Regions from separate parts of the Mus musculus genome. Here regions 2, 3, 4, 5, 6 and 7 are each linked to region 1. The links are chromatin loops, found by intact Hi-C in ENCODE. Cell type or tissue: heart. All regions are shown on one strand.

Evidence for each region. Peaks named below come from ENCODE experiments on the same cell type or tissue, not always from the same donor. Only the 100,000 strongest peaks of a DNase experiment are listed, where the experiment ranks them.
Region 2: a loop joins it to region 1, with 5 times the contacts of the local background. A loop is called at or near these places in 7 of 42 quality-filtered maps.
Region 3: a loop joins it to region 1, with 4 times the contacts of the local background. A loop is called at or near these places in 3 of 42 quality-filtered maps.
Region 4: it touches region 1 in a loop (9-fold over the local background); 3 of 42 quality-filtered maps call a loop at or near these places.
Region 5: a loop joins it to region 1, with 2.0 times the contacts of the local background. A loop is called at or near these places in 9 of 42 quality-filtered maps.
Region 6: it touches region 1 in a loop (4-fold over the local background); 2 of 42 quality-filtered maps call a loop at or near these places.
Region 7: a loop joins it to region 1, with 5 times the contacts of the local background. A loop is called at or near these places in 14 of 42 quality-filtered maps.

The regions. Positions count from the first base shown.
Region 1 is chr2:19,656,061-19,660,060 of GRCm38, forward strand. It overlaps Otud1 (OTU domain containing 1), which reads left to right and starts at 1,671. Exons shown (of 1, transcript NM_027715.2): 1 at 1,671-4,000. The coding sequence starts at 2,002. The coding sequence ends at 3,366. It overlaps Gm3230 (predicted gene 3230), which reads right to left and starts at 1,837. Exons shown (of 1, transcript NR_033642.1): 1 at 1-1,837. In heart, CTCF peaks have their summits at 1,731 and 2,362; DNase peaks (open chromatin) are centred at 1,591, 2,671 and 2,931; H3K4me3 peaks cover 3,518 bases; H3K27ac peaks cover 2,767 bases.
Region 2 is chr2:19,725,127-19,729,126 of GRCm38, forward strand. No RefSeq gene overlaps it. Among named protein-coding and RNA genes, the nearest start is that of Gm24670, 36 kb to the left of the region's middle. In heart, a CTCF peak has its summit at 1,970 (motif pointing left); a DNase peak (open chromatin) is centred at 2,005.
Region 3 is chr2:18,674,521-18,678,520 of GRCm38, forward strand. It overlaps Commd3 (COMM domain containing 3), which reads left to right. Exons shown (of 8, transcript NM_147778.4): 5 at 136-196; 6 at 289-345; 7 at 430-489; 8 at 1,347-1,711. The coding sequence ends at 1,406. Bmi1 (Bmi1 polycomb ring finger oncogene) reads left to right here and starts at 2,498. Exons shown (of 10, transcript NM_007552.4): 1 at 2,498-2,949. In heart, a CTCF peak has its summit at 2,041; DNase peaks (open chromatin) are centred at 2,231, 2,611 and 3,441; H3K4me3 peaks cover 2,829 bases; H3K27ac peaks cover 2,303 bases.
Region 4 is chr2:18,045,500-18,049,499 of GRCm38, forward strand. It overlaps Skida1 (SKI/DACH domain containing 1), which reads right to left and starts at 2,950. Exons shown (of 1, transcript NM_028317.3): 1 at 1-2,950. The coding sequence starts at 2,840. The coding sequence ends at 111. In heart, no CTCF peak of the experiment used is centred here; DNase peaks (open chromatin) are centred at 1,572, 2,422 and 3,292; H3K4me3 peaks cover 4,000 bases; H3K27ac peaks cover 4,000 bases.
Region 5 is chr2:19,600,053-19,604,052 of GRCm38, forward strand. No RefSeq gene overlaps it. Among named protein-coding and RNA genes, the nearest start is that of Gm39764, 32 kb to the left of the region's middle. In heart, no CTCF peak of the experiment used is centred here; no DNase peak of the experiment used is centred here.
Region 6 is chr2:21,203,780-21,207,779 of GRCm38, forward strand. Enkur (enkurin, TRPC channel interacting protein) reads right to left here and starts at 1,586. Exons shown (of 5, transcript NM_027728.2): 1 at 1,293-1,586. The coding sequence starts at 1,369. Thnsl1 (threonine synthase-like 1 (bacterial)) reads left to right here and starts at 1,945. Exons shown (of 3, transcript NM_177588.2): 1 at 1,945-2,066. In heart, a CTCF peak has its summit at 2,254; DNase peaks (open chromatin) are centred at 1,342 and 1,972; H3K4me3 peaks cover 1,704 bases; H3K27ac peaks cover 1,518 bases.
Region 7 is chr2:19,552,055-19,556,054 of GRCm38, forward strand. 4921504E06Rik (RIKEN cDNA 4921504E06 gene) reads right to left here and starts at 1,856. Exons shown (of 17, transcript NM_027600.4): 1 at 1,720-1,856. The coding sequence starts at 1,826. In heart, no CTCF peak of the experiment used is centred here; DNase peaks (open chromatin) are centred at 1,977 and 2,067; H3K4me3 peaks cover 1,268 bases; H3K27ac peaks cover 2,674 bases.

The DNA.
Region 1 (4,000 bases):
TGTTCCAACTCAAGTTCGGCCATCCTTCTTCAGTAAGGCAGCTAAAAGTGCCAAATTAATGAAGGAAAAGAAAGCCACAAGAAAAAGAAAAGGAGATTTATTCAATGTGGCCACATCGGAAAGTGGGACACAGAGATCTTACTAATCCACAAATTCTGCCTTGGAGTTGGGTTTCCTGAGGATGAGGTTCAAATACAAAACAAAAGCTCTGCCTAACTAAACACTGGCAAATGTGGTCCCCAATCCATTCCTTTCTCAGCTCCAAATCTCTCCTGAAAGGTCATTTCCAGAAGATAAGTTTCTTCTCTGGATGTCCCCAGGGATTCAGCCGGTTTTTTTTTTTTTTTCCCTCCCAGCAGGAGATAGATCCCTAGGAGGAATTCTAATGTGTGTGCAGGCATATGTGCCTATCAGTGTACGGAGGCGGGGTGGGGGTGGGGGGAGAGGTGTCCATTTTTTTTTTTCCCAATGGGGTAAATAACAGGGTTAGTATATCTGTTTAGTATACACCCATTCCAGTCTTGATAGGCGGGTTACACCAACCCTTCCCTGAGCAACCGCTGGCCAAACTCCATTGCTGAACCTGCTGGCCTGCCTTTTCCAGTCCTAACTTAAAAGGGCATGGCTTTTTTTTCTTTTTTTCTTTTTTTCTTTTTTTTCCCCCCCTTCCCTTCTCTGGCCACCTGCCAAGATTAGCAGATTGCCTACCCTCTCAAACTCTAGTAAAATTGCCCCCCCCCCGAGCTTCCTTTTGAACATTTTAAATTTATTTGATTAAGGAGACTAAGAACCCCCAACGAGAGACCCTAGTAACAAGCATAAATTATGTTCCAAGCAGAATGGTGGCGCGCAGGTAGTACAACCTGCAGGCTGTTTTTCCATACCAAGAAGTAGTCTCCAATTCAATCTGTATATCTGGAAACTAAATTTAAAATTGGATTGAAACTCAGAATAAGGCAAAAGCTACTGTTACTGCAAGTAGGTACCAATTTGATAACACTCTGGCTTTCCGTTGCAGAGGAAGCACAGTTCAGTCTGTTATTTCATTTTGCTGTGCTGTTCCAGAAAACAGGTTGTGTGCCTCTTGCCTCAAAGTTTAACAGTCGCGATCTACTTTCAAAAGGCTTTAAGGCGGCATGTTATTTGGTATTCCAAGGAAGGCTGTTGAAAAGCCTTCCTTTCGCCCTTGCATTTCCTAGGTGACTTAAGTTAGCAGTGCAGGAACGTCTATTTTTGCTTAGCGGGGCAGCAAGACCGTGTAGACCAGACCCAAACACGTTAACTGGAGGAAACGACTCAAGAAGTTGAATGCCATTGGCCCTGAAGGTAGAGCTCAGTCCCTAGTCCGGAAGTGTTTTAGAAAAACGTTATTCCAACCTATTTGTTTGCCCCAGCAACGCTGGTCCCGCCACAGCGTCACACAGCAGGACAGCCGCATAGCCCACAGATCTGCTTCCCAGGTACCAGGCAGCCAGCAACCGTAGTCAGGTTGGGAGCGCACTCAATGCGCATGTCCGTAGTCCAGCCCCCGCCTCGCCCTCCCCGGCCACGCCCATGAGGTCTCCGCTGGAGGGCGGGGCCGCCCCGCTTGAATGGGGCGCGCATTCCTGTGGGACCACGTGACGCGGCCGCGCGGCCTGAGGTAAACAAGCGCGGCCCCGCCTCCTACCATCCGCGCGCTGCACTCCTGCTTGCGGGCGGGCGGCGCTCGTCTGAGCGGGCAGCTCCTCCAACCGTCCCCAGCGGCCGGCGCGGGGCACAGCTGCGCCAGCGTCCTACGCCCGAGTCCCCGGCCGAGCGCGCGCCCTCCGGTGCCCTCGGACCGCCCGCGCGCTGTGGCGCAGCACGAATTGGGTCGCGGCCCGGGCGCTATTCGCGGCTCCTGACGCGGCGGCCCGCGGCGCTGAGCTCAGCGCTATTCTCGGGCTCCGGGGCACTGCGCCCGAGGGTGTGTCTCCAAGCCGGGCTCGCAGCTATAAGGGGCCGCGGGCGGCCGCGGCCATGCAGCTCTACAGCAGCGTGTGCACCCATTACCCTGCGGGCACGCCGGGGCCCACGGCCGCCGCCCCGCCTGCCACCGCCGCCGCCGCCTTCAAGGTCTCCTTGCAGTCAGCCAGCCCCGCCGCCGCGGCCCCGGAGCCGGATACCGGAGAGCGCCCACCCGCCGCGGCCACCGAACCACGCGAAGCCGCCGCCGCCGCTGCCATGCCCGCCTTCTCTGCCTGCTTCGAGCGGTCCGGGTCCGCCGCCGCCCCGCCGGGCGCGTGCAGCAAGCCGCCGCTGCCGCCGCACTTCACGTCCACGGCGCACATCGCCGTGCGGGCCCTGGGCGCCGAGCGCCTCCTGCTGCCGCCACCCTCAGCCCCCTCGCCGCCGCGTCGCGGTTCCTCTGCCTGGCTGCTGGAAGAGCTGCTCCGGCCCGACGAGCCCGCGGCCCCGAACGCCGTCCGCGACGCTCCGGACAGGAACTTCCGACTGAGCGAGCACCGCCAGGCCCTGGCAGCCTCCCAGCACCGGGCCCCTGCACCGGCCCCCGTCGGCCCGGAGCCCGGCGCCGGCCCGGGCTCCGGCCCGTGGGGTGAAGAGCGCCGGGCGGAGCGCAGTTCCCGGGGTTGGGACCGGGCGAGCGGTCGCAGCGACGCCTCCGGGTCTGACGCGCTCCGACGGCAAGATCCCGAAGCCGAGGCTCACCCGGTTCCGGCACCCGCTCGGAGCAGCGGCGAGCCGGCCCAGAACGGCGAAGGCGAAGCCGTAGGCACGTCCCGGGCGGATCCCAGGGACGAGAAGCTAGCCCTGTACCTGGCCGAGGTGGAGAGGCAGGACAAGTACCTGAGGCAGAGAAACAAGTACCGATTCCACATCATCCCCGACGGCAACTGCCTCTACCGAGCTGTCAGCAAGACTGTGTACGGGGACCAGAGCCTGCACCGGGAGCTGAGGGAGCAGACCGTGCACTACATCGCGGACCACCTGGACCACTTCAGCCCACTCATTGAGGGCGACGTGGGGGAGTTTATTATCGCTGCTGCCCAAGATGGGGCGTGGGCCGGATATCCCGAATTGCTGGCCATGGGGCAGATGCTGAATGTGAATATACACTTAACTACTGGAGGGAGGCTGGAGAGCCCCACCGTGTCTACCATGATCCACTATCTGGGCCCAGAGGATTCTCTACGGCCCAGTATTTGGCTCAGTTGGCTCAGCAATGGACACTATGATGCTGTTTTTGACCACTCCTATCCTAACCCAGAGTATGACAATTGGTGCAAGCAAACCCAGATACAGAAAAAACGCGATGAAGAACTTGCCAAGTCCATGGCCATATCCCTGTCCAAAATGTATATTGAACAAAATGCATGCTCTTGAAAAGTCTGAGGACCTGACAAGTTGGGGGAAATGGCGCGTGTCAGTTGTGTTGGGAGAACCACACGAACTCTAATTAGGGTAATGGCACTTTTCACTTTCCTAGTAGACTGACTTTAGGTGTAATGCCTTAATCAGTTTTTGAATGTCCTCTCAGAGCCGCAGGTTGCTGGGCACCTGAATGATGTTTCCTGATAGCTTTGGGTGAGCCTACTGCTATTTAAAATTTGCTGTATAAAGTGAGTGCTACTTAATTTGCAAGCTGATGTCTCACGGTATGAATTTGTTCATTCCTGGTAGTCTATTTTCTATAAAAATGTATTTTTGCACATTTTTAAAAATGGGTGTACTTTCATCTATTGCCTTGTTCCAATTTCGAGAAATGGCTTTTAAGCAGAATCCAGAGAAGTGCTTTCTATGAAGTTTATTTCAGTTTGTGATTTAGTAACTAGTTTATTGTTGGAATATTTCACAATTCTTAATTATTTCAAATGGATATTGACACATTATGTTACCAGATGATTAGCCCATTCCATTTTGATGAAAAAAACCTATTGGGGAGGGGGGGAGAGAAGATGTTATTTTTTTAAGAAATGGTTCATTTTGAAGAAGTTAAGGAAGGGATAGCTTTGGGACG
Region 2 (4,000 bases), 69 kb after region 1:
ACTGGGAATTGAACCTAGGTCCTCTGAAAGAGCAAGCAGTGATCTTAACTGCTGCTCCATCTCGCCAACAGCTCTGTTAGCTTTGTTCTACAGCCCACAGACTGGTCTACCTAGCAATGTTGCCACCCATAAAGGGATGGGCCCTCCCAAATCAATCACCAATCAAGATGATATCATAAAGACGTGACCAATCTTACGTGGGTAATCACTCAACTGCGACTCTCTCAGCTGCCTCTGGGCCGTGTGAAGTTGATAGATGAAGCTGACTAGTTCAGTCATGATTTGGGTGGGAAGTGTGCACTACAGGCTCATGGCTGAATGTTCCCTCTGGAGACTAGGTAGGAAACGTTGGGAGCCAGGGCCTAATGGCGGCATCTCCTCAGACAGCTGGTTCTCCTTTCCTTCCTGCTCTTCTTCCTTCCACCATGAAGTGGGACATGCATCTGATGCTTCATCTGCCACAGTCAATGAAGCCGGAAAAATGGATAGAGAACTTTGAAATCATGAGGGAAAATAAGTTGTTCATGTTGTTTTGGTCAATAGGACAGAAAGTCTACTACCACCATCTCCTTTCTCTGTGAGTCTGCTCTGTCTTGCACATCTGCATGGTTGCATCTGTTTGTAAACCTAGTCACTAAGACATGATGGGATGTCTGGGCCTCAAAATCCCTAAAGGGTTCTGAGAAAATAGGTCCACTCAAAAGTTGTTCTTTCTCTGGCTGCAGACTTCCATATGTCTCCCACCTAAGCGCAGTGGGCTGGGACAGTGTAAGGGGTACGGTTTCATTAGTTACTTATCTCTAGCTGATGGTGCACTCTGGACCAGCAAGCTTTGCCCCGGACTTATCCTGTAACCCTCTTTTATGATTCCTGAGGGTGGTCTTGATTTTTAAGAATCCCCTCTTCTGACATCCACAAGGCTACTCTAGATCTGAGAGGCCTGAAGTGGCTACTGCCATGTAGGCAGCTGAGGTTTATGCTAGGGCTGAAATCATCTACAGTCTCACTAGGTTTACAATTTTCTCTTCTTAATGGCTGAAAGAATGAAGAGTGTTTCTTCTCTCCCGGGGCTTTTATTCCCCTCTGTGAAGCTGAGATGGTCTGATGAACATCGCCAGTCACTGAGGACGTGCTGTTTTAGGACTGATAGTGAATTCCAGGACAGTTTGTTCTTCCAGCTCCAAACCTGCCCTGCCCAGCCACGCCCGTCCGTGTCTTGAGATAGTGTTTTGGTTGTAATCTTCCTCTGTCCCCACCTCTACATTATAGTTTTTATCTTCTTCATAGGTGTTTATCTTATTCACATCTAATCTAGGTTATTTTACAAATGTTCTGGAAAAATGGAAAACAATATGCCAAATATTTGTTTAGTTATTAATTTGATACCAGGGACATGGACAGGAGTTGCTCCGGCTTTGACCCCACACTCACACAGCTCAGCATAAATGTCAGATCCACAGTATCAACAGAATGTTACGAGCTGCAGGTGCCCATGAGAGGTGCTGCTCTCCTACCCTGGGAAATATGTTTCTGATGTAGAGGGAGGAAACCCTTCCCACCCTATGTACTCTTTGGGACCTAGAAGGATAAAGGACAGCCAGAGAGTCACCTGCAAATACCGTCTCTCATACCCCTTCAGCCTGTAATATTCAACATGCCAACATGGCGTAATTTGAGTTAGAGCATCCTGGACTCCATGAATCCATTTCTGAAAGGATGTGAGGATAATATCAGTAGCTATAAACTTGATAATGGTTCCCCCCCTGATTCTTTAGAGCAAAGATCATTTGTACCTGTTGTCTACTGTAATTCGGTCTTTGGGTTTTCAGAGAGAATTCATCTTGCTGTGATTACGTTGTTTTAACAATGGGGAAAATCTAAGTGAAAATAAGGGTGTGTGAAATTGCTGGGGACTCAGATTTGGAAAGCAAACTGGCCAAGAGGGCGAGAGGAGCAGTGGCTCCCTCTAGCGGCAAAGCTATGGAAGCGCTTTGAGGTTGGGCCCGTGCCTAGTTTGCCGAGCAAAAAAGGGAATGTTTTCTTCAGGAAAGAGCAGAATCCTGGGTGTGGTCTGGGAATTGGAAACTTCTGATGTTTCCACAATGACATTTGTTTTGCGACCTGATAGCTTTAGAACACCCGGTTCCCAAAGCTAACAGGCAAGATTGCAGGGATGTCTAGGGTACTATGGCATTTGTTTCTCTATTAACGTAAGCTTACACACACATACATACATACATACATACATACATACATACATACACACATACATACATACACACACATACATACACACATACATACACACGCATACATATACACATACATACACATACATGCACATACATACATACACACATATACACATATACATACATATATACACACATTTATAGATACATACACATACATACATACACACATACATACATACACACATACATACACACATACATACATACACATACATACATACATACATACATACACACATACACACATACACACATACACACATACATACATACACATAATACACACACACACACAATGACAAATATGGAATGTTGGTTTCTTTAAAAAACACATTATTATAAGAATGTGCTTTTACTTGAATCGTAGGCATGGGGCTGTGGGGTTGCTTCAGACTGTCCACAGCTGACTATGATTTGTCTGATGCTCTAGCAGAGGCATGGTTTTGCCAGTTGCAGGTTGATTCTGCGATTATATGACATTTGGAATTCTGGAAACTTTTCAAAGAGGATGTAAATGCTAGGGCCTCAAAAGGTGGGGTTGGCGTTGTTGGTCCTTCATGGGGGCTGTTTGTGGTTTGTTAGTCATTGTTCTCAAAGAAGAAACAAAAGAAAAGAAATTAAATTTAGGGATCTCTCTCTCTCTCTCTCTCTCTCTCTCTCTCTCTCTTATCTAATGATAGGGAATGAACCCAAGGGTGGAGAAACAAAGGATAGGAAAAAGAAGATCTCATAGCAAAGCGATAACACACACACCCCAATAACTATATACATATACACATATATATGAACTCATGACCATACATGAGCATGTGAATTCTTTCTGAAGAGTAGTTTTAAGGTCACAGGAAAATTGAGCAGCAGAGACTGAGATATTACATTTCTCTCATAGACCTCTTAATTTCTAGTACCCTACACCATAGGGTCACATTGTTATATTAGAGTTTGCTTTATAAATGTGTGTGTGTAAAGGGGATATATGCACACATTTGTGCACATATACACATTTCCACACATGGAGGCCAAAAGATGGCATTGGATTCCCCTGAGCTGCTAGTACAGGTGTTTGCAGGTGCCTGGCTTGCTACATATGTTCTGGGATTCAAACTCTACTTCTCATGGTTGGACACCAATCAGACTTAACCAACCGAGCAATCCTAGCCCTGGAATTTCCTCTTCACACTATGAAATTGAACAAGTGCTTAATGACATCTATCCATCATTACAGAATTGTACTTCCTTAATTTTACTTCCTTAAAACTCCCTGTCTTAGCCTATCCATTTCCCCTCATGGATCGCTTTCCCTTTCCACATTTTAGTTAGAAAAGTGTTCAGCCTCTTGGATTGGCTCGTTTCACGTAGTAAGATGCTTTTACCTCTTACGTTTAAAACATGGATTGAGAGGTCTTCTTGTTTTCCTTTTTAATGCTGAATATTATTATTCCATTCTTCAGCTATTCCACAGTTCGTCAATATACACACATAAGGACATCCCATTACTTACAAGTTTTAATGATTATGCATAAAATTGCTATAAAAAGCTGTGTGCAGTTGTGTAGGCATGATTGTTCTGTTCCTTTGAGTAAGTACTGAGGAAGATGCTTGCTTGCTTGCTTGCCTTAGTTTTTTTTTTGAGTATTGGTCTTTTGTTGTTGTTGTTGTTGTTGTTGTTGTTGTTGTTTTGTTGTTGTTATTTTTGGCTTTTTTTTGAGACAGGGTTTATCTATGTATCAGCCCTGGCTGTCCTG
Region 3 (4,000 bases), 980 kb before region 1:
CTTTTGAACTTGAAGATGAGGTTCAACAGTCTTTAAGTTCAGAGTGGAATGAAACGAGTTAAGAAGAGAAAGACACCATTGAGAAAATCCTGAAAGTTTTTCTGTAGATACTACAAAATTATCATTGTCTTTCAGTATAGGCAGATCTCTCCCTCATATAACTGATGTTTCTTGGCGCTTGGAGTACCAGATAAAGGTAAAGATAACAAGCTTTTCTGTAGAGGGAGTTAGAGGAACTTTTTTTTTAAAAAGGTTAGAGTTAAAGACTGATGTTTTGTGTTGTTTTAGACCAACCAACTTCATAAGATGTACCGACCTGGATATTTGGTGACCTTAAATGTAGAGGTATGTATAGATCCTTGTCTAAAAATTATGTGTAATAAAAATTTTCATTTCCTTTATATAAACAAACATTTTTTTCTTCCATAGAACAATGATTCCCAATCCTACCCAGAGATTAATTTTAGTTGCAACATGGAACAGTTACAGGTACAGTATTAGGACCTTTAAATGTTTCTTTCAGTGGGCATTTGAGAACTGTTATGGAGACTTTATAATATTCCCAGCATCAGGTAATGAAGGTTGGTTTAGGTTTTAATGGCAAAGAGAGAATGGAAAGCAGAAATTTAACATAGATTTCACTTTTAAAAGTAACATAGTAACATCCCCAGTAGCCTGCATTTACTGGTGCCCCTAATTGAAAAATAACTTTAAAGTTTGAGTTCAGCACACTTTCTTTCATTCCATCATGCATCTGACTCATAAAACTGAGCAAAAGTAAGAGATTGGAGAATGCCTTTCACAAATTAAACTTCCAAAGTTTTAAGCAGGAGTTTTAAATTACCCTATAAAGGGAAAGTTCACACAAGTTCTTAAAACTGTTAATATTTTCAGTGTAAAACTGAAGAAATTAAAGTCTTCGTTGATTGATGGATATGCTAACGAATTTCTTACCAATTAAATAAAATGAAGATCATTCCTGAAAATTTGAATGAAATTAAATGTTCCAAAGACATCTGTAGTCACTTTAGAGTAAATATTAGCGAAACTTTAAACAGAAAATGTGTGTGAATCATAACCTTCCTTAGAGAAGTTGAGAGATAATTTAGATATTCTCAGCCTGCAAAAATTCTGTTAGAAATTCCCTTTTAACTAGAACTTGAATACCTGATTGGAGGACCAGATCCAGCAGAAGAAGCGCTTCTTTTCCAAAGGGCTTTGCGAGCTGTTGAGCTCCCGTGGACTCCTTAGGTGTTCTTCCTTCCGACTGTGTTCTTGCAGCTGCTTCAGAGTTGCTGCTTCCTCACTTGTATGCCCAAGTTGTGACATGATTGTACATCTTTTAGGACTTGGTGGGGAAACTTAAGGATGCTTCAAAAAGCCTGGAAAGAGCAACTCAGTTGTAATTTGGGGAGGCTGATGACCCCAGGAGCCTAGAGGAAAACCAGACGCGCCTTGTCTCCTGCTGGACCATCGTTCGCGCGAGCTGGATGTCATTTTCAGTGGAAAAAGAGCTAGCACCCTTTTGAAGTGATGCCAACCATCAATTTTGACACTTTTTTTACACATGTGAAATGGTTAAGAGGGAGACTCTTAAGCATCTGGATTTTCAGTATTACTCTTGCGTTCCTTCTATCTTGAGCGTCTTCAAGCCCTATTAAAGTATCGTACCCTGAATAAATACGGTGGTATTCCCACAAGAAGGGCGGCATTCTGTTTGGAGTTTGTGTGTGACTTTGACGACTGAGTGTGCCAAGCACATCTGCCCTGCGTGGGCTCGGACGCCTGCCTTGCCCCAGGTTAAGTGTTTCGGGAAAGGTGTGCGGCCGGGCCGTGCTCGCTGCCCGGCCCGCCCGTTACCTGCGCCCGGCCCGCCCGACCCCGCGAGCGGAGCCAGCCCGGCCGCTGCCCGCGCGCGCCTCTTCCCGGCCGCCAGCGGGCGGGGCGGCCGCTGTTGTTTCCGCGGGCCCGATCCGGCGCAGGTTCGGCAGGGCCGAGCCGGGGCAGCGGCCGGGCGCCCCCGGCGGCGGGCCCCGCGGACGTGTGCGCCAGAAGCAGGAGACATGGTGGGGGGCGGGGCGGCGTGCGGGGCCGAGCGGGCCGCGCCGGGAGAGCGGCGTGTGGCGCTGTGGAGAAATGCCTCCGTCGCGGCCCCGGCGCGCTGCGCGGGGAGGGGAGGGGGCTGGGCGCGCGGCTCGCGGCGCGCTGCGAGGGGAGGGGGCGGCCACGGGCCCGACTACACCGACACTAATTCCCAGGCCGCCCTTAAGGAATGAGGGGAGCACGTGACCCGGCGGGGGGCGGGGGAGGGGGCGGGCGGACTCCGAGCCATTTTGGAGCCGGTGTCAGTTTCCACTCTGCCTTCAGCCGTGCATTTTTTTCCACCCTCCCCTCCCCCTCCTGGTCCTCCCTCCCCTCCCCCGCCACCCGGCCCGCAAGCACACTCGGCGCCCCCCGCCCGCCCGCCAGCCCGCCTCCCCCACGCGAGTCTGAAATCATAATCGTAGTATTAAAGGCAGAGATCGGGAGAGACAATGGGGAGGTTGGCGAGGGAGCCCCGCGCAGGCTTAGCAACACCTCCCGGCCCCGCAGAATAATACGGCTCGGCCCCTCTGCGCGCCCTCCCCCGAGCGCGGCCGGGAGGCGGCGGCTGCGCCGAGGAGGAGGAGAGGCCCCGAGGAGGCGGCGGCGGAGGCCGCGCGGAGGCGGAGGAGGCCGCGCGGGAGGAGGAGGCCGCAGCGCGCGAGCAGGAGGCCGGCGGGGGAGCGGCATGAGCGGAGCGCGGCGGCCGTGGCTGCTCTCGGCCGCGCTCGGTGCCCATTGACAGCGGCGGCGGCGGCTCGCTCCAAGATGGCCGCTTGGCTCGCATTCATTTTATGCTGAACGACTTTTAACTTTCATTGTCTTTTCCGCCCGCTCAGATCGCCTCGCGCCGGCCGCTCTTTCCGGGTACGTAGGAGGCGAGGCGCCGACGGGCCGTGGCCGGGGACTGGTGGGGGTCGGGGCGGCGTGGAGGGGGGGGGGCGGAGGCGCTGACAGCGTGGGCAACCGGCCCGCGCCCCGCGCCCGCGCCCGCGCGCCCGCCGCCTCCCGCGGCGCCGGACGCCCCGCAGCCCGCACCAGCGCCGCCTGACCGCGCTCCAGCCGCTCCGGCCGCCGCCCGCGCCCGGCCGCGCCGCGCCGCCCCACGTTTTAGTTCCCCGCTCCCCCGAGCGCCCCTCGGCACCCTCGCGCCGCACATGGTCCCCGAGAGCGGCACTTGTGTCTCCAGCCTGCGCGGCTCCCGCGGCCGCTGCGCCCTTTGTTGAGAGGTAGACTTTGCTGAAACGGGGACGGGATCCCGAGATCGGGCGCTGCCTGGGTCCAGTGGCTTCCCTCCTCTCCCGAAGAAAGGGCTCTGGAGGTCTTTGAACCTCCAGGGAACGCCCCCATTTTATAGGGATGGGTACTGTGGGGAACAGCGATCCCGACGAGGTGGGTGTTAGGCTGGGGGGAGCCCCGACAAAAATGTTATTAACTTAAGTTGGAGGGACACTTGTGTGAAATTGGATGGCTGGTAAGATGGCGGTTCCCAGTTGTTTCCAAGGTCTTGTGCATTTGTGTTGGAAAGGGTAAAGTTTTCAAGGTGGTATTTGTTGGGAGTCGAGGACAGGGGTTCCATACGTACTTGGGGCGAGCTCTCAAGGAGGTGGGCATTTAAAATTTGAGCTTTGTTTTGGAGTGAAGCCGGTGACTGTACGTTAGCCTTGCTGAGCGCCCTTTCTCTCTCCACTCTCACCCCTCCTTTTTTCTTCTTTTCTCTCGAAGACACTACAACTTTCCCCTTTGCTGTGGGATGAGCTGAGACTTAGGTCCATTGCATTTTATAGATTTTGCTAAATGTCAGAATAGGTCATGAAGTAAGGGGATGGATGCTTCGGAGAAGGAGCACTAACGCGTTGATTGCTTATGTTTACGTAGTCATTTGGACTTGACAGCGCTGGAGCATGATCGTTTCCCC
Region 4 (4,000 bases), 1.6 Mb before region 1:
ACTCCAAAAGGGGTGTAACACCATTAATGGACTTGGTACAAGCCATCCTGTGCAGTTTACAACAAAAGGAAGGTAATATGGTTCGAGAAAATATCTTCCAAAACATTTTTTTATGAATTAAATTTCCTGAATTTGTGACTAGGTGGAAGAGGTATTGCAGAACCGCCCAGCTGCCATTTCCATATAGGATGGGCCTTGTGAGGAGGTTGGGAATCCTTAGTGGTGTTTAAGGAATACGCTGGCCACAAATCCCCATCCTTCCCAATAATGAGTGAAGGTGGACAAGGAAAATTTGCCATGAAATTAAATGGCCTTTTCACTGCTGATGCTACATTGCTGGCTACCTTTTTGCGTCTGTTTAAAACTGTAAAGTCATCCAGTGTTCCTTCATGTGTCTCAGTTTTACCTGTAGGACGAGGGCTTCTAGCTGATTTCAAATTTGGTTTGACTGGAGGTGTCTGAAGGACTGGTCGTTTGCCCAGTACTAGTGTCCGGTAATTTTTTCTCACCCTGGCACCAAATTTATATTCCCCATCCTCAGGTTTTGGAGATCCTAAAGTGCATGAGAGGCCCTGACTCTGAGCCAGTGGATTTAAGGAAGGCGTTTCTTTCTCAGGGCATGCAAAACCTTCCTTGGCTGTGGGTACCAAGGCGTCCTCCTCCTTCTTCTCAGTCATATTGTAAAACTCACCCTCGGCATCATTGCACTCCCACTTTAGCTTATTTGTAATAAGCTCAGGTTCATATTCTTCATTAGCACTACTGTCTTCTACTTTGATTTTAATATTGTGCAGAAATGGCAATGTCTTGTCACCTGTACCAGTGCAGAGACTCTCAGCTTTAGTTGCTGCTGCTGCTGCTGCTGCTGCTGTTGCTGTATCCACTCTGGGATCACTTTGAAGAGAGGGTAAATCCGTAGCAAATTCAGGACAATGAGGGATTTTGGAATCTTTTCCTGAATTTGCTGTTGTTCCACACGAATCATTATTTAAGAACCTAGCAGCTATTGTGCTGTTTTCTGCACAGTGTGTAGTAGGAGTTGCTTGTAGGCATTTCCTAGCCTCTCGGAGTATTCTTTGTTGTGGAAATACATTGTTTGTCTTTGGGCTAGGTGAAGAGGCCCCCTCTGCATGGCAGTTAATTGTCAGGTCAGTTCTCTTTACAGTACTGGATATTTCAGAGTGTGGGAATGTAATCTCAGATACCCTATCGTTTCTTATCTCTGGGAAACAACTCCCCAAGCTGGCCGGGCAGTACACCGGAGTCCCTTTGGGAGCCCAGCTCTGCAGACTCCACTCCTCTGGTGACTCGGCTTTGACACTACTCTTGAGGTCGGGAAGTCGGCCGGCATCCTCGAAAGCAGCGGGTTTGGTTGCAGCGGCGGCGGAGGCCAGATGGTACAAGAAGTTGGCCTGCGCCTGCACGCTGGGAGGCTTGCAGAAGCTGGTGCGCCTGAAACGGATGCTCTGCACTGACACTTGGCTGGACCCGGAGCTGGAGTCTGACTCGGTGGAAGAATCCTCCTCCTCCGAGCTGATTTCACTGGAATCCGAGGCCCCGCTGCCCCCCTCTTCCTCCTCCTCCTCTTCCTCCTCCTCCTCTCCTTCCTCCTCCTCTTCCTCTGAGGACACCGAGTTGCTGGAGCTGGACAAACTGGAGCCAAAATCCGAGTCATTGGCTGCATGGTCGGAGTAGGAGCTGGACTCGGAGTCGCTGCTACAACTCTCGGGAAAGCTTCCTAGATGGGGTTGCGGCCGGTGGTGATGAGAGGGGTGGTGACTCGGCGTTGGCTGCTGGGCTCGGTGGTGATGGTGATGATGATGGTGGTGATGGTGATGGTGGTGGTGGGGAGGCGGGCAGAAGCTGTTGACCAGATGAAACCTCTCCAAGCAAGTGGCCCCGGCCGCCGCCGCCGCAGCAGCAGCCGCCGCTGCTGCCGCCGCCGCCGCCTTGGCTTTGTAGGATCTGGGCAGCAGCAGCAGGCGCCGGGCTCCGGCGTGAGGCGGGAGCAGGCAGTTCTTGGCGCCCCCGCGCTTGCGCTTGCAGCGGTAAGTCAGGCTCACTGGGCCTCCCGCGCCGGTCGCCGCCTTGGGCTGAGGCCCGGCAGTCTGGTAGTAGGCGGCGGCGGCGGCGGCAGCAGCAGCGGCGGCGGCGGCGGCGGCGGCTGCAGCCGGGTGCTTGCTGCACAGCAGGCTCCGAAAATAAGCGGGGTCCGAGTGGAAGGCGACGTAGTTTCCCTGGAGCTGGGCAGTTTCATAGTTTAAAGAGGATTTGCAAGGCGAGCGAACGATCTCCGGGTAGTGGGAGCCCGGGTATTTGCTAAAAATCTGAGGTAGATGGGCGGCGGGGCGCGCGGCGGCGGCGCCCGGACGCTGGGACTGCGCGCTGATTGGCAGGGGCCGCGCGGCTCCGCTCAGGCCCCGCCAAAGTTGGTGCTTGTCCTTCCAAAAAGCCGGGCGGGGGCTGGCGGCGGCGGCGCGCTCTGGCGGCGGCGCCTTTGTGGCCAGGGCCCGACCGACTCTCCTTCGCTTGGTCTTGAGCACACGCTCGGTTTTGCAGGATGTGTAGAGCGCTTCTACGTCTTCCCGGGAGATGAGCGTGCATTTGGCCGCGTGGAAGGCGATACTGTTGATTGCTTTGAGTTTCCGCAACTCCTCCAGATCGCAGTGGTGCTTTTTCACTTTCAGATGATCCATGCGCTTGTGCACGGTCGTCCTCGGGATGTTTTTCAGCAGATCTGTGAAGACTTGGGAGAGAGCAAACATTTGCTTCCCTTTAATGATGAGGTAGCCGAGCCTCACGCCATCCACCTCTTCGAAACCTGACTTCAGGTCTCCCATCTCGGGCACTAAATGATCCCCACCATTTGCAGTAAATATATACGTGACGCATACATACACATGTATGTATGTTAATCCTCCGCCAGATGCTGCGTGTGTCTCAAGGCATCCTGCTAATAAAATAACAAAGACTGTTATTCCCGGCGAAGGGAGTGCCAAACTCTAGGCGAATTACTGGGGGGTTGGGGGGGGGGAAGAAAAACCCCAAGAAATTACACTGACTTGATTCTCGCTTTTTTTTTTTTTTTTTTTTTTTTTGGTTTTCGTTTTTTTAAAAAAGAGGGAAAAGACCATCCGGTTTCAGCTCTGCCAGTGTGTTGGTCTGAGTCCTCGATGCGGATCAGTACCTGGGCCCCGCTACTCCTTCCTTCTCCATTGGAGCACTATGATAATGGAATGTGAAGGGAGAAAGAGAAAAGAAATGCAGCTGCTATTCCCGCCGCTGCTTTAGCTACAAATAAAATGACAGAGTGAAGTGAGCTCGTCCGGAGACACCTTCATCAATTAATTCCCCTAAAGCCAACGCTGATTGGACACTCCTGACAGGTGATGCAATAAAAATTGATATTCCACCCCTTCCCCCCAAAATCTCCTACTAATTAGCATACCCTTATACTGCCACCTCCCCTCCCAAAGTAAATAATACAGCCGGTATATAAATCTTTCCATTAAACTATCGGAGCTCAGAAACAGCCTGACTCACAGACTTCATCAGAAGCAGTGTATGTACGAGAGAGAGAGAGAGAGAGAGAGAGAGAGAGAGAGAGAGAGAGAGAGAGAGAGAGAGAGAGAACCGTATATTCCCCTTTAAAGAAATACTGCCTATTTTTGCTTTATTTGCATTTTACCGATACAGCTATTATCGTTTCAAAGGAAAGCATTTAAAAAACATTATCAAGCTCAAATAGATATACCCCACCCTTCTTTTCTTTGGAAAATGAAGCTTAAGGGAAAACGTGCAGAATAGCCTGGTATTTCCCTTCTGGGAGTGGAGGAGACTGGCTGGGAGCTCTAAAGTTAAACCCTGAGGTGACCCAGCCCAGTACAGACTTACGTTGGCAATTTCTCTCGAGTCCCCCCACCCCCCATGCCTTTTACAACCAGAAACAAAGTTATTTGACCAAGAAAGCAGTTCGAGGCTCCACCTCAGGAACATGTAA
Region 5 (4,000 bases), 56 kb before region 1:
TTTGCCTCATGCTGGAGAGAAAGCAGAGAGAACAAGGAACTAGGAACCGTGTACAACTTCAAAAATGTGCCAACACTCACCTAGCTCATCTAAATAGGCCCTACCTCCTGTGGTTTTCATCATCTCCCTAAAACCAGTTGAGAACCAAACGTGCTCAACACATGAGCTGTCAGGGAAATTTCATATTCAAATTATAACACATTTATTATAAAACATATTGCAAAACTTGCAAAAAATACAGATAAGTATCCATGGCCAGAGACAGGTAGAACTTGGCCTGTAGGCTGGCAACTCCGTGATCTTCTCTGGGCCCGCCACTCTGCTAGCTTTTCACATGTTCAAATGGAAGCTCCTTGAATCTTACTGTCCAAGCATTTTTAGGGAGGTCAGTCTCTAGTGCTTCAGCTCTCTTTCCTCAAGATTGCTGTATGGTGCTCAAGTGGCTCTTTAATGTCATGGTTGCTTGGCCTTTCTGGAGACTTAGCCTCATCCTAATGCTTATTCTAGACCCCACCTTCCCAAAAACACTCAGGAGCACCAATTGCAAAGTGATCCAAAGACTTTGGATTAGTCAGTATTCTCTAGAGAAACAGAACCAATAGGATAAACACACACACACACACACACACACACACACACACACACATTTGTTAAATCAATTTACATTAAAATAGTAACAATGGTTATCTCACACCAAGAAGCTGAGAACCCTGTAATTCTTTAGGCCCTAAGGCTAGGTGTCTCAGTAGTTCCAAACTGACACAGAAAACATGGAAGTTTCCTGGAGATGGAAGCCTGGAAATGCTGGTTATAGTATCAGCAAAGGAATCAGCAGCAGCAGCAACACCAGGAAAAACAAACATGGCACCAAGGCTAAGTAGGCAGAGAGAAAGCCCAGTGATTTTCCTTCTGCCATGCACTCTTTTTATCTGAGCTGCTACCAGAAGATGCACTTGGGCTCCCACTTGGAGTCTTGCCATATCGATGAAAGCAATCAGGATGGTTTTCTGGGTGACGTTCCTGCTCAGGGAATTCCAATTTGTTTTAGCAAATTGTTTCAAGAACCAGCCATTACAGCAATAGATGCTTTCGAGCAAGCTTGTCACTCAGGGAGTTTCAAGAGAGTTCAGAGTTCCGTGTTGGGAACTGAGGCAAAGGCTGATCCTGTTTCAAACTGTATCGCAGTTGGTGTATGTGTGTGGTTGATTTTGTTTTCATTGGTTGGGAGGCTGCTTTGATTCCACTTATACTGTGGGCAGATTTTATCTTTTTGACTTGAGTCTTCATATGTAAGATGCTGACAATTACACTAAACCAAACCACCACACATGGTGGCACGTAGAAGTCTAATGGTACAAGCAGTCACATTTGAGGTTAAAAAACAATATGATAAAAGAACTGATATAAAAACTTCACATGCTCACTGAAGTTTCTGGAGCTTGCTTGCAGCTGTGCTCATCTCTTCTTCACAGAGCACTTTTTGAAGGGCACTAAGTTGACAGACACATAGACACCTGCTGTCTGCCTCTTCCCAGGCAGCTGACAGATGTATGAAGTCCAAGCAATGTGAGCACACACTGACATCAGAGTTGGACTTGGATTGGTACAGTTGGGATAGATAAAGTGCTTGTGACACTTACTCTTGCTTTTCTCCTTCTTCATCCAAGGGATTATTTAATACTCTGTTTGCACATTTAGCACATACTTGACTCTAATAATAACCCTGGACCTGAATCATCTTCCTCTCTGGCTATTACACGGAGTCCTCAGCTGCTTCCATGACTTGTGTGCCTGGCTTTTGGTGGTATCTGGAAACCTCAGAAAATGTGCAGAGTGACCAAGGATGTTAATTTTAGCTATCCATGACGTGAGCAACCTTCTATTTGTCTGGATTGATCTGCCTTTAAAATATGTGGTGTGATGATGAAGGAAATGTCACTATATACAAATGTGGTTAAATGCTCTCCTGTAAGATATACATTCTGTCTGAGAGTGTAGCACCAGACTAGAGTCTGTGTTTAATAAGTATGCATGACCTTGGTTCAGTTCTCATCAATAATAACAATAACAGTAATAATGAGTATCAATACTTGCTACATCCACTCCAGTAGTAACAAGCACGACAGGCCCCGAAAACCTGGGCACTGTTCCCAGGTGAAAAGTTCATGGAAATTTATTCTCCTGGAACCGTGGCATCCTGTATAAAGAATGCTCCAATGTCCTTGCTTTAGTTGGTAAACGAATCTGTGTGCTTTCCTTTAATATTGCTTTATTACAAGTGCTCCTCTGGGCAGTGGTGGCGCACACCTTTAATCTCAGAACTCGGGAGGCAGAGGCAGGCGGATTTCTGAGTTCGAGGCCAGCCTGGTCTACAGAGTGAGTTCCAGGACAGCCAGGGCTATACAGAGAAACCCTGTACAAAAAACAAAAAAACAAAAAAAAAATGAGTGCTCCTAAGGATTGATATTTTGACATACAGCTAAGTTAGATTCTAGGCAGTCCCAGATCCGACCTTGGGCATGGATAGCTAAGTCACTGCCCTACACAGAAATTTACCATTATCTAGGAAGAAGGAAGTTTGTGACCTAAAGAGGAACCAGAGTAGATACTTAGAACTATAGATAGCTGAGTTACACCCATACACAGGTATTTACAATGGCCTAGGGGGAAGGTGGACTATACAATAGACTAGAATAGGATCTATGGCAAGGGCAAGAAGCCCTTGCCCCTGGCTTCTAAGATTAAGTGGACCTTAGGTGGAGCTGTTTTTGAGTCCAGTTGTTAACATTGAATTTTATCCCAGTTGGTTCCTGCCAGTTCTTTCCTGTTCGCATTCCTCTGTTTTGTGTAAGAATCCACAAAGAATCTTTGTACCTTGTCACCCAACTTCCCTATTTTCTTCTGTATAAAAAGTTTGTTGCAAGTTTGTACAACCACTCTGAAATCAGTCTGGCGGTTCCTCAGAAAATTGGACACAGTACTACCAGAGGATCCCGCAATACCTCTCCTGGACATATATCTAGAAGATGTTCCAACTGATAATAGGAACACATGTTCCACTATGTTCATAGAAGCCTTATTTATAATAGCCAGAAGCTGGAAAGAACCCAGATGTCCCTCAACAGAAGAATAGATACAGAAAATGTGGTACATTTACACAATGGAGTACTACTCAACTATTAAAAATAATGAATTTATGAAATTCCTAGGCAAATGGATGGACCTGGAGGGTATCATCCTGAGTGAGGTAACCCAATCACAAAAGAACTCACATGATATGTACTCGCTGAGAAGTGGATATTAGCCCAGAAACTTAGAATACTGTCTTAGACAGGGTTTCTATTCCTGCACAAACATCATGACCAAGAAGCAAGTTGGGGAGGAAAGGGTTTATTCAGCTTACACTTCCAAATTGATGTTCATCACCAAGGAAGTCAGGACTGGAACTCAAGCAGGTCAGAAAACAAGAGCTGATGCAGAGGCCATGGAGGGATGTTCATTACTGGCTGCCTTTCCCTGGCTTGCTCAGCCTGCTCTCTTATAGAACCAAGATTACCAGCCCAGAGATGGTCCCACCCATGAGGGGCCTTTCCCCCTTGATCACTAATTGAGAAAATGCCTTACAGTTGGATATCATGGAGGCATTTCCTCAACTGAAGCTCTTTTCTCTGTGATATCTCCAGCTGTGTCAATTTGACACAAAACTAGCCAGTACAAATACCCAAGATATAAGTTGCAAAACATGAAACTCAAGAAGAACGAAGACCAAAGTGTGGTCACTTTACCCTTTCTTAGAATTGGGAACAAAACATCTATGGAAGGAGTTACAGAGACAAAGTTTGGAGCTGAGATAAAGGATGGACCATCTAGAGACTGCCACACCCGGGGATCCATCCCATAATCAGCCTCCAACCGCAGACACCATTGCATATGCCAGCAAGATTTTGCTGAAAGGACCCTGATATAGTTGTCTCTTGTGAGGCTATGCCGTTGCCTGCCA
Region 6 (4,000 bases), 1.5 Mb after region 1:
ACATCCAAACTCAGTATTCCATAGAAGGCAGTTTCTTCCAGTGTGCTACAGAGAGGAGGAAGTTTATCTTCAACAGTACATAGGAATTTTGGACCAAAAGTTGATTCAGCTACAAGTAATGTGAGCATTGCAAACTCCACACCGGTGTCAGCATTTTCATTCCTCCCCAGAGATGCCCAGCTGATAAGCAAGGGAAATACAATATCATGATTGCTCTGATATAAGCTGCCTATTCAGTTTGAGTTAAAATGGAAGGACCTACACTTTGCTGTTACCACTCCACGTCATAAAAAATTGGCCATTACATTTGGAAGGAACCTCCGAATGTCTACTTCACTTATTTTCAAATCAGAAAACAAGTGCAAATTGATTGTAGACCTCCACAATAATAATAACTGGTAACTCTTGATTTTTTTTTTTCTTGGTTGTTTGGTTTTAGAGACAGGGTCTGTCTTTGTAGCCCATGCTAGCCTTGAACTCAGATTCTCCCCATCAGCATCCTGGGTGCCGCAACAGGCATGCGCACCTGAGTGCTGGTTCTTTTAAAGTGGCTGTGACTTTCTTAAGTCAAAAGACAAAGGTAAATAACAGAAATCACCAACTCCTAGGAGGCATGGGACTGCCCTCTTCTCTCAGACTTCAATACAGTTTACAAAATACCTATATGGCCAAGTATCTGGGACATTTATTTTGAAGTTTCCTTTTTCAGATTTGGAGATTTTCAGAAATATAACAAACACATAAGAATTTCCTTCAGTTATATATTTTGGAATTTCCATCCATCCAACTGTACCCCTTTCATTAAACCACAAGATCTGTAAAAATCCTAGACATACTCTCTAGTCCATCATTTTTGTTAAACCAATTGAAATACTGAGGCCTAGAAACAAATGAGAATTCAATTTAGACACAAATTACGGGAGGCAAAAGAGTGCCTAAGTCAAATACAACATTGAGTTCCTAAATTAAACATCAGATTTCCTAAAACGGACGGATAAAACAGATTTTTCCCCCTCTTTTCAACGACATGGAATTTCACATTATACACAGCACCTAAAACCAAATTAATAATTGCATATTAGTGGGGGGCTATGATCATAAAATGGACGTCTGACAACACTAGCTCACTTTTTTTTTTTCTCTGTGAAATATGAAACGCTATTTAGATTTGTCCACCTGGTCTTAAGAAGTTGCGACCCAAGATTAAATGTAAAAGTCAGCCCCGTAAGTCTTTAAAAGAGGTCAACGATCTTCCTCTGGGCTGAAGTCATCGCTTTTGCTTACCCACATACCTAGGATGCTGGGGCGGCTCCTTCAAGTCACTGGGTATGAGGTTATAAATACTCTCGGAAGTGCAGGGTGAGTCCATGGCCACCAAGGAATTCCTTAACAAGTACTCAGCTTTTTGGCTCACTTTCCCACTGTCTCAACTCCTTCTCTCACCGCCTTTTTCTTTTCTTACTTTCTTATCAAAGAACTAAAATTTCTCTTTCGTGTAATTTCCCTTTGACCCTTTCGTAACAGTCCCTTTTTCAGGAAGAAAATAATTCTGCTCCGAGTCTGTTTAGCGTTGTTGACCACGTGGTTGCTAAGGAAACAGTTGCTAGGAGACGGGGCAACCTGGCTTTTATCTGATTCCTTTTTTGTAACCTCTTCTGTCTGAGAAAAACGTAAGGAAAAAGACGTTCCTGCGTCTTTGGAAAAGACGACATGAAAACATTGTCCCCCCCCCCCGCACCCAAACATTTTGTGGTTTTCCTCGGTACATCTGGAAAGAAAAATTCTACAATAGGGAGCAGGACAGACACGCACGCGTCACATAATAGTTTCCAACATTCAGGCCGCGCCCCTGCGGAGGTGGAGCGATCGACGGGGAAGGGGAGGAGCCTCGGGGTAATGGGCGGGGCGTCTGGGTTACGTGGTTGGCCTAGTGGCGCAGCGCGCAGTCAGCGCAGGCGCAGAAGCAGCAGCTTGGGGCGGGCTTGCCGGCTGAGGTTGCCAGGCGGTGCCGAAGGCGCTTCCCTTTCTCCCTTTCTCTCTTTCCTCTTCTTTGGGTGGTTTTCTTGGTGAGTTAATGGAGGAGGAATGGAAAGCCAGCGAGAGTTGTTACCCTAGCATCCCCCCTTCCGTCGTGCCCCATCAGGCCTCTCTTTGCCATCCACCTGTCGCACCGGACCCTGCGGCGGGCCCTGCGGTGCTCTGTCTCCACGGTGCGTGCGCGAGCGCTACCCGGCGCCAGGAGGACCAGCCTTTGGAAGAGGGCCTCGAATTTTGCCCAGGTTTCAGCCCTTGACTCCCTTTTTGACATGTTTTTGTTTTTTTCCTCTCCGAGAAGTGCTTATATTTCGTTTGAGCTGTTTGATCTCCCGTTCATGCATATGCACTTGTGATTGCACTCTCATTTGAAAGCCTTCACCCAGTCACATCCTTTGGCCCTGGGATTTGGGAGGAAATTTCGTGGGTCTAAATCCACTTGGCAGTTGCCCTGCCAGGGAAGTCAGGTGCATCAGTTCTTCAATTCTCACTGCCTGGTGGCTGGGTTAAATGGCCTGGTGGCTTAGTGAACTTTTCAGTCCTCACTTGGAAGGCCTCGCTCAATGCAAGTCGTGATTGGAGGCTTCTGCTAAATTTTATTCGATAAGAATAAAGAAACAATTTAGTTTCCCGTTTTTCGGTTTGATAGAATTTATCTATTTTTTTTCTGGGCAGCCCACGGTTCAGATGAATAATCTTTTGGGGTGGGGTGATGTGTTTCCTTATTTCACAGCAGATTGGGTTTCTTTAAAAACATTCCATAGATTAAGGGGTGGATAGGGAGCACCAATTTTTGCTTTTGAAAAAAAATGATTTCTCTGCTGCTTTTTACTTAACATGTAAAGAGAAAAACTTCCTTGTTGGATATATGCTCCTGTGCATGTTAACTGTTGAATCGTGAATTCATAGAATGTAAACAGTATTAACCAACTTGATAGCCATTAGCCAAGGCATATACCTTCCTGACCTCAGGATAGAACCCAAGGATTCAGGTATTTGAGGCCAGTAGTCGGAACCAGGTTGACAACCCAAGGCATGTTCTAATTAGAAGCAGCTGATACGTGAAAAGGGGTGTAAGAATGCAGCTTTCACTAAAGGGGAACGACATAAAGTTAGCAGACATTATTCATGGATTCTGTATGTCAGTGTCTCATTTGTTCAAGTTTATTCATAATTCTTCAATACTTAGCCACACATTATTAGTAATTTATGGACGTAGGCATGGCAGTGAAAATTTGGAAGCGTGGTATGTGATGTTTCCAGCTGAAGTGAGGCCAGCTGTGTTTTGTCTTGTGTGGGGTTTCAGTAACATATATCCTTTCTATATTCTGCAAAACATGCCACATGCTTTGCATTCTTATGGTTTCAGTGGCCACTTAAAGTGATCCCTAAACTGAGTACTCAGGTAGTAGTCCAAAGTATGACGAGACTGGTGTGTATACAGAGAAAGCAGGTATGTTAAGATGAGCTTCATTCAGGAATGAGTTAAGAGTGCTGCTGGCTTCATTCCTATTAATTAATGAGCAGCATATATATGTGTATATATATTAATATATTCATTGGAAAAAGTATTGTGACTAAAGGCTCATGGGAACCCAACCCAGCGTCTCACTTAGGAATTCATAGTGGCCACGCTCACCAGTTCATGGGTGGTGGGAGTGACCCTAACTACATAAACTACATAACTACATAAAGGAGAATACAGTGAAGACTCGGATTACAGGTAAACGGGCAGCAGTGGAGGATTAGTCCATCTTCTTCTGTCTTTTAATTAGCTCAACTAAGACTTGGCCAGAGAGGCTCCAAAGTTATTTTTATGGCTGAATATTACAAAACAAACTTTAGTATGTAGTTTAAGACAGAATTGGAAGGATATTCTTTTATTTGCCATTTGTCATCGCACTTGCCTGCCTTTTGCTAGTCTAATGAGCCCATTTACTGTGAAATTGTATGGATGCAGAATTTA
Region 7 (4,000 bases), 100 kb before region 1:
AATCCAGAGTCCCTACTTTCACTACCTGTTCTCTCAGCAGGGAACATTTTGGCTCCAGATGCATGTGCCTGGTTCCTGCTGTTTCCTCTTAATGTCATCTCAGAGAAGCCTTTCCTGAGAGCCGTGGTGACTTGGGGGTGTGTACACATACACCAGTTTTCTGTGCTACCTTTGCTTCTGTTTCTTCTGTCACTTGTAAATGCTGTCTGACTCATTATGTGGTTACTGACTTAACTAGAATGTATCACTTCACCAAGGCTGACCTGAGTTTATGTGAACTACCTGGCCTAACCCAGCTAGATCAGATCCCTGGGTGTCAGCCAGTATCTAGCTTCTCCCATTCATATCAGAACTCCAACCTATTTCTCTAAGCCTTTGAGTGGAAAAAAAAATGTTATGGACATTAGTGGTTCCTTAGTTCAATCAACGTGTGCTAGTAGCAATTGGCAGAGATCAGTTTGCCCCATGAGTCTGGCTGGAATGTTCTGTTGGGTACTTATTCCACTGCAGAATGTCAAGGAATCCAGGAGAGAAAGGGGCTCTTAGGAACAGATTAGACACAGCATTCCACTGTTGTCTGCCAAGAGCTGCCTGTGATATGTGCTTTTGACAGTTTTATCAAAGGTCTGTGGGTACCCTGACTTGGTTTGGCCAGCAAACCTATTAATGACTAGTTGGGGTAGAGAAGTGGAGTTCAGCAGGACTGGGTACTGGTTCAGGCCCACCATTGGGCTGGTCTAGCTATAGTCAGTCCCTTCCCCTGCTCCCTGTCCTGTCCCTGCTCCCTCTTCTCTCTCTCTTCCCCAGTGTGGGGTTTGCCTGGAATCAATAGCCTGGCTCCCTGAGGTCTCTACTTAAGGAATGGCATCACGTGGCAGTTAATCTAAGGCTATGTGCTTACTGCTTTGAAAGAGTGTTTTAAGAAAAAAAAATTCCCCATAAATGTTGACTCTACATTATCCAAATAAAAAAAGGGCTGAAGCCAAATGAGAGAGAGAGAGAGAGAGAGAGAGAGAGAGAGAGAGAGAGAGAACCTAAGGACCATGAAATAATGATTCCATTGACTGCCTGGCAAAGGCATATGGCTTGTTGTCTTTATATATTTGGCGGTGCTCCAGTTCTAGGAAAATCCATGTCAACGTCCTATTTTCCAAAAATGATGGCCTCCGGAGGTGAGATCAAGAGAGATGAATAGGTAATGAAGTGGGAGCCTCATAAATGGGGCTGTTCCCTTAAAAAGAGCCCAGGTGGAGGATAGAGAGTGGAGAAGTCAGGAGATGGCTCCCCCGCTGATCCCACTAGGGGAGGATGCAGTAAGAACGGGTTGCTTACAAGAAAGGACCGTCAGACATCAAATCAGTGCCCAGTTCTTGGACTCCAAGCCTCCAGAATCTCAAAAGAAATCTGTGTTTAAATCGGGAGTCTATGGGATCTTCTTTAAGCAACCTCATACCATTTCTGTATGGCTCTTTTCTAGACTGTACCTCGGTGAAATATTTAACAGGCCCTGTGGTCTATGGAGTAGGCACAATTAGCTACTGTCCTGTTTCCCAGATGAGCTAATAAGAGGCATAGGACCCGGTGAGAAGTCAGACGAAATTAGAACCCAGACCTGAGTCTGAGCTTTTAGCCTGTGGTTTACTTAAGAAATCAAAGGCGACGAGGCTGTGGAGAACAGGTGACCAGCTCTGAAGCGCGTGCAAGTAGCGGGCAGGTCACCTGGAATGGAATTTGAATTGCTCAATAGCCCCCTCGAGGGTCTGGAGAATCTTCCTGCATCCACGTGTCTTCGTCCATTCTTCAGTCTCAGTCTCAGCCTCCGCCATGCTCCCAACTGCTCGCTTGGAGTTCAGAGAATCTGAGTCCCAAAGCCAGAGTCCGTTGCCATGGCGACTCCCAGAGAAACCGGAGACCGGGGTGGGGGTGGGGTTGGAGGGGTGAGGATCAGGGGCGGGGCGGAGAGCGGGCGGGGGTGGAGTGGGTGAGGTGTAGGGCGGGCTCCGGAAGTGCTCCTCTGTCTCGCCAGGCCACCTGCCCCACCAGACATAAGCCTTGCGACAAAGAGCCTTCTCGGACGCCCACAAGCCAACCCGTTCCTAAATGTCTCTAGGCAAAGCTGCACCCTGTAAATAACTCTGCTGCGGCCCACTACGCCTCCGGACCCTTTCTGCTTCCTTCTCCTCCAAGGCTCTGAGCTCAGCCTCCTTTCTGGTTGGACTCTGCATTTGGGAAACTGAAGTTTCCTACGTCAACGCTCCTCCCACGTGCCTGTCAGATCTGCAGCTTGCTTGGCTCTCTCTTTTGCTTGGCCTCCTACCAAGTGTCACTCACTCTCTGCGGAGATGGAAACTAGTGACCCCATCCAATAGCTATCTCACGATATAAAGAGGCCTGGGCTTGTCAGCAATACCACAGGAGAGCAGGTGGCCTGATAAAATACTGACACCTGTCACTTGAATACACACACACACACACACACACACACACACACACACACACACACACAGGAGTGTTGCTGAGTGAAGATTTTCTTTGCAGAGATTAAACAGGCCTACATCCTTATTTAACATAAAGGACAGAATGTAAGGCATGGCATTTTACACAATATCGTGTAGTGGAATTCAATTCACTATCTACCATTATTAAGAGAAGCTATTTTAAGCGGTAAAACTACCATTTATTCTTAACTGTGTGCCAATTATTGACAAGGGACCTAAGCTTGGGGTATCATCGCTTTTAGAACTAAGTATTTTTCATCTTCATTTCACTATATTGTCTGTAAGGATATATTTATATTTATGTATATATATATATATGAATGTGTGTGTATGATGCATATGATATATGTGTATGTGTAGAGTGTATGTGTATATATATATGTGTATATGTATACTGACTCTCTCTCTCTCTATATATATATATGTATATATATATATATTCCTAATTAGCTGGATATTAGGAGTAGGAAACAGGGAAAGAAATTCACTGTAGCGATCACTGTCTTTAAACATTTAAGGCTATTATGTGCCTGCATACAGTGCCCTGGGAGATGAGAAGAAGGAAATGGAGCTGGAGTTTCACATGGTTCTTATCTGACTTGTGGTGACTGGGAACCATATTCCCTAGCCTTCTGTAAGAGCAACAATTGAAGGCATTTGTTGATCAGGCTGCATAATTACACCATCCCCCAGAAACAAGAAGCACACATACATTTTTATTGGAGCCTTGCAACAGCCCATCCAGGAGATTCCAGTTTCAGCATCCAGGGCATTAAGGAAAGAGGACCACAAGTTTGAAACTAACAACGTGACATTTCTTTTCTTGTCAGCCACCTGTGTTTTATCTCTGAGTGTTCTAGCTCAAATCACTGTTCATGTCAGACCAACATCCCACCTACCCCAAGGAGTCCTGGCACTGTCAGAGTCTTTGTCAGATTGAAGCCAGTCTTCTTTCATCAGATGTAGAAATCATTGGTGGCTTTTAGTGGAGAAGGCTCATGGACTCAAAGATAGACATTAAAAATGTGTTAATTCACTTTTGAATATTGGTCTCATTTATTTATAATTATCAAGATTCTGTTTTTATTTTTTTATTACAATAAGCAAACACTGAACAACAAACCTTGCTCTTACATTTTTGGTTGTAAACCTAGCCTTTAACGGCTGAGCCATCTCTCCAGCCCAATAAATCTTTCTTAACAGGCATAAACTGCAATGTGGGAAGAGCTCAAAGCCCTTATAATACACAGACTCCAGCCAGCCTATTAAAAGAGTGTCTTCCTTTTTCCCAAACCACCCCTGAGCAATGTAACTGCAGCATCCAAAGTTTCCAGCTTTCTAAAAGTTGAACAGCTCAAAAGCTAGAACAACCCTTCTCTTTCTCAGTCCACAGGATGGATGGCACAACTTGTGCACATGAGTATATAAATACACCATGGCTTCCTATGAAAATGTCACCTGCCAATTAGCAAGAATGATTGCACCGCAGATTAAGTAGCAGG